Regions from separate parts of the Homo sapiens genome. Here region 1 is linked to region 2. The links are chromatin contacts, found by Hi-C or POLR2A ChIA-PET in ENCODE. All regions are on one chromosome and are shown on one strand. The core of a region is the stretch at or near the end of the contact, and the rest is flanking DNA. Distances in the headings are between cores, read along the strand shown.

The links. Hi-C counts contacts between places; a loop is a spot of excess contacts on that map. ChIA-PET counts read pairs that join two places held with the same protein, here RNA polymerase II (POLR2A).
Region 1: a loop to region 2 is called in a map of chondrocyte, with 2.2 times the contacts of the local background. The contact joins two enhancer-like sites. A Hi-C loop is called at or near these places in 1 of 168 maps with a recorded cell type or tissue (chondrocyte). POLR2A ChIA-PET finds 5 or more read pairs at or near these places in 2 of 52 experiments (GM12878 and endothelial cell of umbilical vein).

The regions. Positions count from the first base shown.
Region 1 is chr14:33,675,691-33,682,310 of GRCh38, forward strand. NPAS3 (neuronal PAS domain protein 3) reads left to right here. Exons shown (of 12, transcript NM_001164749.2): 6 at 521-695. Among named protein-coding and RNA genes, the nearest start is that of SNORA89, 30 kb to the right of the region's middle. Within about 2 kb of position 4,046, at least 2 of the 41 ENCODE cell types and tissues checked have a DNase peak (open chromatin) inside an H3K27ac peak, as active enhancers do; they include endothelial cell of umbilical vein, where a contact is called at or near this core.
Region 2 is chr14:33,560,691-33,566,758 of GRCh38, forward strand. All of the region lies in intron 5 of NPAS3 (neuronal PAS domain protein 3), which reads left to right. Among named protein-coding and RNA genes, the nearest start is that of SNORA89, 150 kb to the right of the region's middle. RefSeq lists an enhancer at 3,846-4,375. Within about 2 kb of position 4,246, at least 2 of the 41 ENCODE cell types and tissues checked have a DNase peak (open chromatin) inside an H3K27ac peak, as active enhancers do; they include endothelial cell of umbilical vein, where a contact is called at or near this core.

The DNA of each region.
Region 1 (6,620 bases), core at 2,796-5,295, 110 kb after region 2:
CCCTTCTTACATTTAAATTTACATGGAAATCAGATGATATGTATAAAAACACATCTTGGAAATCTGTGTATTTTAAGGAAAACACTCGACTGCTATCTCTGGCTGTTTCTATAGCTGTTCCTATCCAAAACCCAAACTTCTCAATAAGAAAACTGTAGAATTCAGTCAATCATGTGGTTGACACCAAACACGCAAGTATTTGATGATGCGTGGATAAAACAGCTGAATACAAGGCAGACTCGTCCACATTTCACAGAATGTTTGGCTTTATGCAAACAACAGTGTGTGAGGAAAAAAAAAAAAACTGAGCTTAACAATTGCTAAATAAATACATGTGAAAAAATCTTTCTCTTTCACCTCAAGAATTCTTAAGTATTTGAAGATGAAGACAGAACCAGGATTGTTTCTGGGACCTGAATGTATTTTCTTTTCTACTCAGAATCTGAATCACTGTGTTGAATTTGAAAATGGAGAAGCCTATATAATGTCTTTCCTTCCCACCCTTTCTCTCGCCCTCTAGGTGGAGCTGACAGGCAGCAGTGTCTTTGACTATGTCCACCCCGGAGATCACGTGGAGATGGCTGAGCAGCTGGGCATGAAGCTCCCCCCTGGGCGGGGTCTCCTGTCACAGGGCACTGCTGAGGACGGAGCCAGCTCAGCATCTTCCTCCTCTCAGTCGGAGACCCCCGAGCCAGGTGGGAATTGCAAACCCAGTGTGTGGGTTGGTGGGCAGGACCTTTGCCAAATGAGTGTGCTCAAGTTACCCATGTGAAGAGACTATAAATAGGTCTAAGGGTATTTAACAATTCCATGCAGCTTCCAGTCCCATGCAGTAATTAAATAAGGAAGAGATCTGAAAATAAGGAGACATTTTAATAAGTATAATCCAGAGATCTAATTTCAGTTGAACAATACATGTAGAAGGTACTAGTTCTTTTAGTTTCTCTTTCAAATTACTAGAGGGAACAGCTTCCGATTTGGAATACCCTCTTCATTTTATTGTTACCATGGCTAAATGTAATGCGTTTATTTATTATTCAGCAAAATCTATGGCAGAGGCATTCCAAATAGTAGCTCGTGGAGAATTAAAAGTATCAGGGACTTGTAGAAATCTTGGTTTCTTTATTTTTTTAAAGCATCAGAAGGTACTTGAAAGATGTGAACAGATAAATTAAGGCTAAAAAGAAAACAGAAATGGCTACATTTTAAACTGCCTTTCTACCCTCAGTATTTAATTAGATCAATTGTATAGAGGAATGAACAGAGGTGACATTCCTCATTGGGATTCCTTCCAGGACTCTTATAGACTTTGCATTCAGAATGTTCCCATTTTCATTGTGTTGTACTGATGATAATTTAAGTATTAGGGGAAAATCCATTTATAAATTAAACAAAATGACTTGATATCCATCAGTCCCCTAGTTCATCAAGCTGTTCAAACACGGGGAAGATTGGCTGGTCGGCCTGGGTCTTCCGAGAGCGCTGGTAATTAGATCTGCGAAGGATTTATTCTTTGCTGATTGGGGCTTTAAATTAATTGAAGTTCCACATTTGTGGTTTTGTCCTTTTTGTACTTTTTTAGAGGAGATATTTCATATTCTTGTGTGGTGGAGTGCTTGGCCAAGCAGCAGTGGTTTAAATGTTAATTTTTCTCATGAGAAGTTTAAGATTTTTTGATGAATCAAGGCCTGATTTGAAGTGCAAAGTTGTATTTGCTTACTTGGAAAATTATTTTTTCACTCTTCAAAGATGCTTGTACTTTACTTGATCTGTTGTTTTAAAATAGATTCGTAATACAAAAGCATTTTATTAACAAGAAAAATAGAAAAACCTATGTTAAGATTAACATTAAAATAACTCAACATACTTCGAAGACAATAATTTGGCCTGCCTAGAAGTAATCACGATATGTTTTCTCACACAGAAGGAAAAAAAAAAAACAACACACATTTGACTCTTGGAAGTATTTTAAGAACCAATCCATTTTCCTCACTGAAGTTAACTGTAGTTTCTAGGGCATTCATTATTCTTAGCATTGGTGATCATCCTTCTTCAGTGAGCCCCACACATGAGAAAAGAGAATATTTAAGATTATTCTTTACCTTTTAAAAATGAAAATACTTTTGTTCAGGTGGGCAAGTGATATATTCTTATACCATAGCTCACTGACTTTACTGAGCAGCTATGTCAGCGAGATAACTGGAACTGTTTTTTAGTCAATAGAATGTTCATATCTGGGCATATTTGAGAAACAGCACATGCAAACGGTTTTCTACTCTTTCATCCTGATGTTGGAGAACCTCTTCCTCATGACTCAAACACGCAGCATGAAAGAATTTAAGTTTCTAAGCCTTTGTATGAGGGAAGGTCTTAGAAAAGTTTGTTTCCTTGAATCACAAATGCTCAAGTTTGAAAGGATCTTCATGATCCTTTTATCCAACCTCCAACATACGCAGCCAAATCTCTACAGCAAAACCAGCAGGCAGCCTTTCCAGTCTCTGCTAGATTCTGCCCTGATAGGAAGCTCATGAACTTGCGAGGCTGCCCACTCCCTTGTTGAGTAGTTCTCGTAGATAGTTATGCCTGATATGGAGCCCAAATCTGCTTCGCTGCAACTTCCCACTGATCCAAGGTCTGCCCTCTGGGACATTTCTGATTTACTCCTTCTTCCCTATCCTAGCTTCTCACACATGTGAAGTCAATTACATCAGATCCTCCTTTCCTCCTGTCATCCTTCTCCTTTCCAGGTCAAACAGTGCTAATTCACAACCCTTATTCAATGGCGTGTTCCTAAAAGCCTCACCATCCTAGTCATCCTGCCCTGGCTGTGCTTCAGTTTGCAGAGAACCCTCTAAAAATACAGTGAAGAGAATAGCACAGCCCTCTAGATATATTCTGATTAGTGCAAAGCAGAGGAACTGTCACCTTTCTCAGGGTAGGCTACTATACTTCTCTTAATGCAGCCTGAGGTTAAATTTGGTCTTCTTGGAAGCTAGATCATCCTGTCAATTCATACTGAGTTTGATGTCTCCCCAAATACATGTTGACAGTGAGACTTTGGGAGAAAAAAAAAAAAATCCACAGCCTGTAAACCAGTTCTGCTAGAGTATCCTAGGCTAGAGTCTAAATACGACAGCAAGCCCAAATAAATATGTCAATATAAGAACTCTCATAAATCCCATGCCTTCTATGAAGCCCTAGCATGCATAAAATAACCCTAGGTACACTAGTAGAACACAGTTCTTACAGATTATTACTTCTAGACTGTAGGAGAATATATATCTCCTTCAACTGTTAACTCTCTCCTTTAAAGGTACTCTATCAATCATTTAACATTGAAGTGTGATTGAAAGATACTACAAATTTACTTAGGTTTCCTTCCCCTGCCTTCACCAGCCTTCCTTTAGCCATCCTTGCTAGTGAGATTGAAAACTCTGCCTTCCACATCACTTGACTTGGGCTCATCAGCTACACTCGCATAAGAAGAGGCCCTCTTCCTTGATGGTGAATGTGACTCTCACCAGTAGAGAACGTTAAGCTACCTTAACCTTCAAAGTCTGCAGTGTTGGTTATTTTCTATCTGGGGCTTAAAAGAGCAATGAGATTGACTGACTGCTCAAATACTGAAAAGCAGTGTAGGGTGCTACCTTAAATGAAATATCTTCACTAATGCAGATGATGGCTCCAAGGGAATTACTTAAAAAGTTCATGTCAGGCACTACATCACAAAGCTGCTTATGTTTCTTAAAAGCTGAAAGAATTTTAACAAGATTTCCTAATTCTTAATAACTAACATGAAGGAACATTTTTGAAGACTGTTGTTCATTGCATCATAATCTCTTGAACTCTGATAAAACACAGATTCTTTTTTAAACGGTGTAATTTAGTTGGGAAAGGGATATTGATATATGGTTATTATGAAAATGAAAGGACTAGTAGGTATGGAATTTTTCAGAAGCCCTGATGTGTTCAGTGTAGCATTACTAAATGACTGGAATCTAAATAACATTTGGCATTATAATAGAAGGAAATAAGTGACTAAGCCAGCCTAAGAGGCAGTGATACTATGCCACAATAGGAATTCTGTCTCTTTGAACTGTCAGCCCTGAGATTGTCTTGTCCTGACTCAGCCTCAGGATAATGGAGGAGAAAAAAAAGATCCATTGATTGTACAGCAAACCCAAATAAATATTTTATATGTATGCACATTTTTTAACAGTTTAGTCAATGTATTATCTCAGAGAAATCTTAAGTCAGGCAAAAGATAAATGAGTGGCCTTGTTTAAAATGTTATAAAGTCCGAGAGTGCCTATTTAGGGGTTGACTGGAACATTTTGGAAGAGACTGCCCTTTGCTGTCCTGCAGGCTCCCGCAGTATGAGGAGCACAGAACCTCTGACCAATGGCATTTGGAGGGTTTTCTTTTTGCAGATCTACTTGTGCCTTTTCATTATTACTCTTAATGATTCTGCCATCTTGGGATTATGAGTACTATCCTCATCTTTTTCTTAAATTTCAGTGCCATGCCTTTTAAATGCTTAGTAAACAGAAAAGCAGCTCTCAAGAAATCCTGGAGGAACTTTAAAACTCTTCCTATGTTGAAGGCAAATAGTAATATTCTCTATATTAGGCTGTAAAAGTGTTGTGTTTTACTCCTTCTTCCTGAATTCAGGGAAAAAGGAGTAAAGACCACCACCATCCCAACTATCTAGAAATAACCATTATTCATATATATGCACTACGTACCCTCCTAGATTTAGTTTCTGTTCCTGTTCCTGTGTATGTAGGTATGTATGTGTTTGGTGGGGTTTTTTGTATTTCTTTCTAAAATAAGATTGTAATGCATATACTTCTGGTAACTAGCTTTTTCATTTTCATGTTTCTCTAAGATAAAATTCCCTTTCTGTCTCCAGTGGTTTGCTTCCCACCAGCGAGTGATCAGTTTCTTCTGTAGGACCCCTGTCAGGAAGAACATGCCTGGATCCTACTTCAGAGAGAACTCAGCCAGGGCAAGGGGCTCTTGTGGCTTTTTGGGTGGGTGTGAGTTCATAGAGGGGAAAATCAATACTGTACCAGGATTTAGACAATTTAGCAAAATGCATGAGGCAGTACTTTGGATGATGAATAACTACAGCTGCATGGCTAACCCATTGGTTGTGTAAAGTATGGGTTATCATGTTTTGTCTAAATTTTCAGGCAAAATCTAGCCTGTTTTGTGGCATTAGGATCATCATTATAGTAGTATGATTTTTATGCTATTATACTTACGCTATGTCCCGAATGTTTTTAAGGCCAGCAAAATGGAAACAGTAGAGTACTTGCCTGAATGCAAATAAACTTCAGTTTCAACTTATGCCTCTGTGCTATGGTAAATTGCTGACTACTCCTAATTCTACAGAAACAGGAGCTCAATTCCTCTGACATCATTAGATGATTTTCACAGTAAGCGGTATAATTAGACTAACAAATGTCTAGGAATAACCATAAAGAACGTAAAAATTTATCTGAGGATCGGATCAATATTTTGTATAAAAAAACGGCTTGGATATGACATATACTTGTACTTCTATGGGTGAATTATTTACCATCTGGTATATTGTTGTGAAGGGATATTTTTTGTATTGGGTCAAGATTTCTATCAATGAACTGAATTTAGAAGTTAGGCAAGGGAAACCATCTTACTAACCCCACATCCAACCCCAGTCCCCAGACAATGTGACTGTATCTACAGCACTTTCTGCTGTACTGCAAATGTCAAACAGAAGGTGTAATGGATTTAATATTAGCGCTGGCCAAGGTGTTGAGGGAGCTGTTAATAATGTCACTCCAGTTATTGATCTGAAGCCTTTAAAAATCAGGGAAAAGTGAGAGATCCCCTACTGGGGAAAGGCATACAGTGACTGATTTTTATTGCCAATATATCTACATATAGAGTAGCAACTTTCTGGAATTATGTTATCACCATTAATCCCATTAATAACTGAGATTTTTGGAGTCATTTTATGGTGAGATAATATCATGGAGACTGCTCAGCATGCTAATACTAAAAGATTGGACCAAGTTCTTTTATACATAAATAGGGCTCAAAATTCACATGGTGAGTACAGCATTCATACAAAGTGTCAAATGATAGAAAGTTCATTCACACTAGATTTATACTTAATGACAGAGTTAGAGCTATTGGAAGGGTAAGTGACAAACAGTGTAGTCGAGTGGTATGCTACTTTTGCCTTTCCAAAATTCTGAATACAAACAAACAGTGTAGTGACTAACTTAACATAGAAATGGAATTTGTTTGGACAATTACTGCACCTTTTCAGGAAACTGCTAATCCTTCAATCTGAATGGCAGTTTGTATGCAATGAAATTCCTGCTTTCCATAGTCCCCAACTAATAAATGAAATTAAAATGTATAATTTATGATGAATGTTTATCAAACTGTAAACACACATTTAATTGCTTTCCATATTCATATACTATAGGCAAAGATAAATCCATCAGATAAACTACCATAGTGATCTCTGATGGATTGATTTAAAATGCATTCCTACTGGGGCTGTAGCAATGATCGGGACAAGTTCACGAGTCCCCCAAATCGGTCTGACTTCTGTTAATACCCAG
Region 2 (6,068 bases), core at 2,996-5,495:
CTTTGCAAATGCTTCCTAATGCTGAAAGATGATTTCATAAAATAAGACAGCTTTTCATTATTTGCCATTTAATTACTCACATGTGTTTTTCGGAGGGGAAAAGAAAAGAAAATGGAGGCTGATGGGCCAGGGACAAAAATCCTGGATGTTACTTCTCGATATTCCCCTGGAACACAAAAATTTAAGTTCCAGTGAATGCCAAGACACGGGCTGCATCTGGTGAATGCCAAAATATCCTGAAGCAAGGTTTGCACTTCAGCTAATTATCCAGATGTTTTCTCCATAAAAATGCTGAACATCTGGGTATTTGCGCCCATACAGGTGATTGGCTGAGTTTGACCCCTTTCATCTGGTAGTTTGGCATGAGGAAAACACTGCCTCAGTGGGAGGGATTTTGTGTGTGTGTGATAATCTGCCAAGTTGGATAATCTACCGCTCGTTCAGTTGCCCCTTGAAGCTAGAGATAGAGATAAGATTTGTCTCTCTCCTTTAAAGCAGGACCTACCCCAGACTCGTTGCTTCTGAAAGTTGGCACAGCTCTAAGGAGACATCCAGCAAGGCTGGACTCTTTTGGCTGTGAGTGAGTTTGCTGGGTAATAGCTAAATCAAGAAAGACATTGGAAAATAATAGAGAGAGAGATTTGGCATGTAAGGAGGCTTGGGGAAGGAGGAGAAACACTGCCAAATTTGATTATTTACTGTTGAGAATCCAAACAAGGGTCTGGTCTGTTAATGCCTTTTGAAGAACATGCAAGCTCTCAGCTATAGTGTGTGGAGTAATTCTATTTTATGTGGACTTTAGCAAACCAAATGATAGAAACCGAGCTTTTGTTAACTCGGTATTACTATTCTTGTATCTTATTGAAAGATCTGGTTTTGTAATAGCCTTTAACAGACTTTAAGCCTTGTCTTAATCTGTCTGGGACCTAGTATTGAGAATCTTCAATTTTGAAATCGGTGAGCCACCATGTCGCGATGTTGTTATTACCATACAGAACTGGAAACACCACTGTTTGTTGTTCTGCAATGCACATATTCATGTTTCATGCAGGGTATCCAGCAAAGTTTAATAAGCCAGTAAAGAAGAAGGGTGAATAATTAGTTTAAGCAGGTAAATGCTAATTAGGGAACTCCTGAAAAGCATCCATTATATACTAGCTCAAAACACATTTTACAGCCCTGCTTAGTGGTGTAATCCAAATTCTGTCAAGGCAACTGCATTTTCTGTAATTGAGATGTGTATGTTTGCTTTGCATAACAGATGGCTCTGTATGCTTAGACTGATAGCTAGGAAAATAATAATTGCATTATTCTGGCCAAAAGAATATTAGCTCTTGGGTTTTGGCCATTTCAGTCAGTCCTCCTGCCAGCACAGCATATGCACATATATGGATCGGATTTTCAAGGAAATTGATGCATCTGGAATAGTGCGGCCATCTGAAATATCATCTGTTCAAGAAAAATTTGGCTTTAACCCTATGCTGGTTTCTCCTTAAAAGTATTTTATTTAGCTGCTTTTCTACTGTATCATTAAGTAAAATCTGAGACAAATAATTGACGCTTCTGTGAAATAAAGCAACTGTGTAGACATGGTACAGTATCTGGCAATTTTTGTGCAGTCAGTCCTTGCTTTTATATATAATGGGTTTTAAAGCACGTACCAGTAGTCGGCATCTTGACTTATCCAGGGGCAGACCCTGGCCAAAATGTGCCATTGCCTTCTTCTCCTGTGGTGGATGTGTTCAGTGTTGGCAGAAACTGTCAAATATGCAGGTAGAGGCTATGAGATAGGAGACATGGGCCTTCATTTGGCAGCACTATACAACTGAATTGATGAGGGGTCAATCAGTAGAAAGTGATTTTTGCATATACCAATTTATGTATTTAAAAGTGATTTTTGCGTATACCAGTTTATGTATTTAGAGTTCAAAACTAAAGCTTAAGTATAGTTCTGCATTAATATGAAAAGAATCTGATAAGAACATGATATATTTTTAAAAGCCCAAAGCATGAGGGAAAAACAAAAAATCTATGCTAAAACTCTGGAAAAGAGTTTTCAACCCAGTTTGAGTCCTAATAGAGAAATAGAGGTCCCCAAGATACAACTCTTTCCAAGTTTCATCAATGCCCTTTTTCAGTTTTAGGGGTTGTGGGGTGATATACAAAGTAAATATACTCTAAGTAAATTAAGCATTTGTTCTTTTATGAGCACACACACACACACACACCCTTAATCAAATGCAAACCAAATGCTCTGCTTGTATGCTACAACTTTGGCTAAGTGGTTATTCTATCAAATTCTAGACAGTGATAAGGAATCTGTAAAGTTATGGACCCTCCTTTCCTTTCCAAATAGTTTTGTTAAATAAAGACAATGTGTAACTCTGTCATCAAAGACTTGTCCAGTGAAATTGTTCAGGAGGACTGTGAGCATGTCAGTTTGTTACAGAGCATAGCTATGTCTGTATTGCTAACTCTCAAGATATCCCTTCCTCAGTTTTATTTTCTTTCAATGTGTACATAAATGTGGTGGCTTTAAAACAGCTTATGCTCAGGATAGAATTAGGATTCTTTTTTGGCTCACAAGAAAACAAGATAGGGAAACTTCTACTGAGCTCTGTTGTGTAGCATGGGGATAGAGACAGCCAGAGCGGATTTTCTCTTTGACTCTCCCTTGGGTGGGACAGCTCCTGGTGTCCAGGGCATGTGCATGCCAGGTATTCTCTTTAAAGTATTCTCATCTTGTTGTAATTATGGGAATGAGTGAATGATGATGATTTCTGAAGCTCCTCAACAGTCCTCTTGACTTTGCCAGATACACATACATACACACACACACACACACACAGAGAGAGAGAGAGAGAGAGAGAGAGAGGAGAGATGTATATATTTAACCTAACAACATCCAAGAACTGGTTTCAGGTTATAGAAGTATGCACTGTTGACTTGCTTTCCTGTGTAAAAATGATGCCCAGTTACTCACCAAGAGGCCTTATCTTAAAGGAAGATTCCCACATACTGATGCTGAGTTTGGCTTGCATAGAGACTGAATAACTTGTTATACCTGATGATGGCATTCAGAGCTGTTCATGACAGCTCTGCTTTCTAGCTATAATGGAACAGGCAGAAGTGAAAATGAATTAAGAAAACAGAATGGGTTCCCTAACACTGAAAATGTAGCAATGATATATAGCCAGCGTTTATGAAATCTCTTCCAAAATGTAAGGGGCTTAATCGCCAAAGAATCCAAAAGAGACTTTACATGATAAATAAAAAGTATTTCTAGTTGATACAGGATTTAAAGCTTAGAGAAATATTTATTTGTTGGCTTATACTCTCCTCTTTCCACAAAGGATTTCAAATAGCTTACATAAACACATATGATAAAAATAATGTCAAAATAGAACTAGGGAATAAGGAAAAGGAGATAAGCAAAAGTAGGTAAACTGTTACCACATAGTAGGAAAACACAACAAAGAGGCTCATAAAAAGACCATTTATTATAAATGGTCTTTATTAAAGTTTCAGATGTAACCATGAGCTTCATGGTAACCAAAGCAAAAAGGGAAATCCAGTAAACCATCAAAAATGAAAAACCATTGTTTCTTAAGGAAGGCAAAGTTTTTCTGGGACTGAAATCTGAAAATCTCACGTAGGATTTTGGAAGAGCTAACCTGTAGATTATGACATTGATTTGCTTCCACTGGAGTCCATATTCACAGCAAGGCTGTCGTGATCTACACAGCAAACACAAAGACCCAAATTACAAATCTCATAAGCAGGCAGAAGCCCATTCCCCGCCAGCCATAGCTGTGCGGAAGACCATCGGAGAGCGATGTTCTGTTCCCGCATCCAGGCCTCACAATAGCATTGGCTAGTTTGGTGGTTTACAGGGTTTCAAACTGGCTTTCCTTCACCCATACTCACATCCTGCATTTTCTTCTAAGCCCTCATGAGAAATTCACATTATCGTTGCCAGAGGCAGAGGACATGAGAGACTCAGTTAACCAGAGAATACAATTGGACTCACATCCTCTGAAAACATTTTTTCTGGAAAGTGAGGTGAGACAGGATAATTCTGATGCACACCTATCCCAGCAAAGTGCATTCAAGTTAATATAGGGTCCTGTTTACAACAAAAATGAGATCTAGAGCAAGCCAGGAAATTTACACATTTGTATGGGGTGATACCATTAGAAAATACCCTACGTGCCAGCTAAAACCTCTCTTGAAATGTGTTCTAATCACCCCCCACTGCCTCCAGTCCCCTCCTGCACATAATGAGTCACTTCCCTTTTTCTCACCAAGTCCTCACCCTTATATAAGGTATTTCCTGACTATTGTAAGCCAGCCAGAAGGTAGCTGCAGACAAGGTTACAAATTGGCTTGATTCAAGGCAGCTTGCTGAAAAGGGCAGGGTGGCTGCAGATTATAATAAGAGTTAATAGAGGTGAAGGTGAAAGGGGGTAAGTGGTTGTTTTAAATTTGGTATTTTTTTTAAGCCATGCAGATATATTTGCCATAAACTCCTTTCCTTATCCTGTTGTTCATCTCCATATTTTAGATTTCTCTGCATTTGTTATATAAAATGGCAAATAAAATTACAGCTACAGCACACAAGTACAAGGTCAAATAAATGACAGAGCTCAGTCTATTTGTGAAGCTATTCTGAAAGGGAACCATGGTGCCAAATGTGGTTTATTTGAATAATAAAGAAGAATTAGATTCCCCTGATAACTTGGCCGAGGGCCAATAAATCACTGGAGGTTAAAGATGCTTTGCAACCGCCATGTCTTTCTTTTGCTTTTCCAAAGTGCAAGGCTCACTCTTCCATTCTGTGTTTTTCAATGCAAATCAAGTTGAGGTTAGTATGTGGCTAATACTCTTACTTCCCTGCTTGTAGAAGATATATATATTTCTTTAGTGGGGTTGAAAAAAAAAAGAAGACATTAGCTTTCCTTGTAAGTTATTATTCTTGTTTGGCATCATGACATCCTAAAGAGCTGGAATATAAAGACAAAAAAGGTATTATTTCAACACAGCAGAGGGATTACAATGATGGAGCCAAGTGTTAGCATTTTTGCAGTTGGTGTTCTAAATGTATTCAATGCTAGGATAACTGGAGTTCTTTTAATAAATGAATGCAAATACTGCTTTATGGCCCCCCTTTTCAAAACGTTTCAAGTAGACATACCTTAATTTTTTTAAAAAAAAGCAGAAAAATATATAATTTTCTGCAGCTTGTGACCACCCCCCTGCCACCCCAACCAGCAAGTCTACATTTGTCTCCTGTACACTAATCATGAAAAGTTCATCACTTCTGGGTGTAACAAAGAAAAATGCCCTTTTGAATGTGGAAGCTCTGAGGGTTTGGAGACTATTGAGAAAATATAAGTATCAAAATAATTCAGAAACAGTACAAGGCACAGTGGCACATTATCAATTTACAACATTTAAATTGATAAATGCTTGGTGGTGAAGGCCTACAAGGGCACTTTGAAAAGCAAATAGCGACCTGGTGAAGAAATTGATTTTTCCCCCCCGAAAATGACTGCATGATGCATCATTTGACTGCATGCTGTCCGAGTGCTTGACAGAGATAATCTCAGCAATCCCACGGGTGACCTTATCGTTCTCACCAGGGCAACTTTGTCTACGTTCTGACTTTGTGCATGTCAAGGTTCCTCCCGGCAGGATCCTTGGGGGAAAAAGTTCCTCTGTTCGATCCAGATATTGAACTGCTCGTTCTTCCCCCCTTTTCCTTCCACCCCACCCTTCCAAATAGGCAAACACGCCTCTTTATTTCATCCATAATTATGAACGAGCCAGGCAGAAGAATACAGCTCTGTGCTCTGTATCTTTGTTGAAGCTCCTAATGCCTTTTAGTTCATAGTTCTTAGGTGATCATCTATATTGGCAGGGATCTTTTCATCAGAAAGAGTAGAAAAAATCCCTAATGTTCTCCTATAATGCATCGCCACCTTGAGCAGAGTGGAAAAACCTTACCAGTTTCTTTCTTCTCTGTAGTTGCAGGGTGTTTTATTTTCCTCCCTCCCCTGTCATCTTTA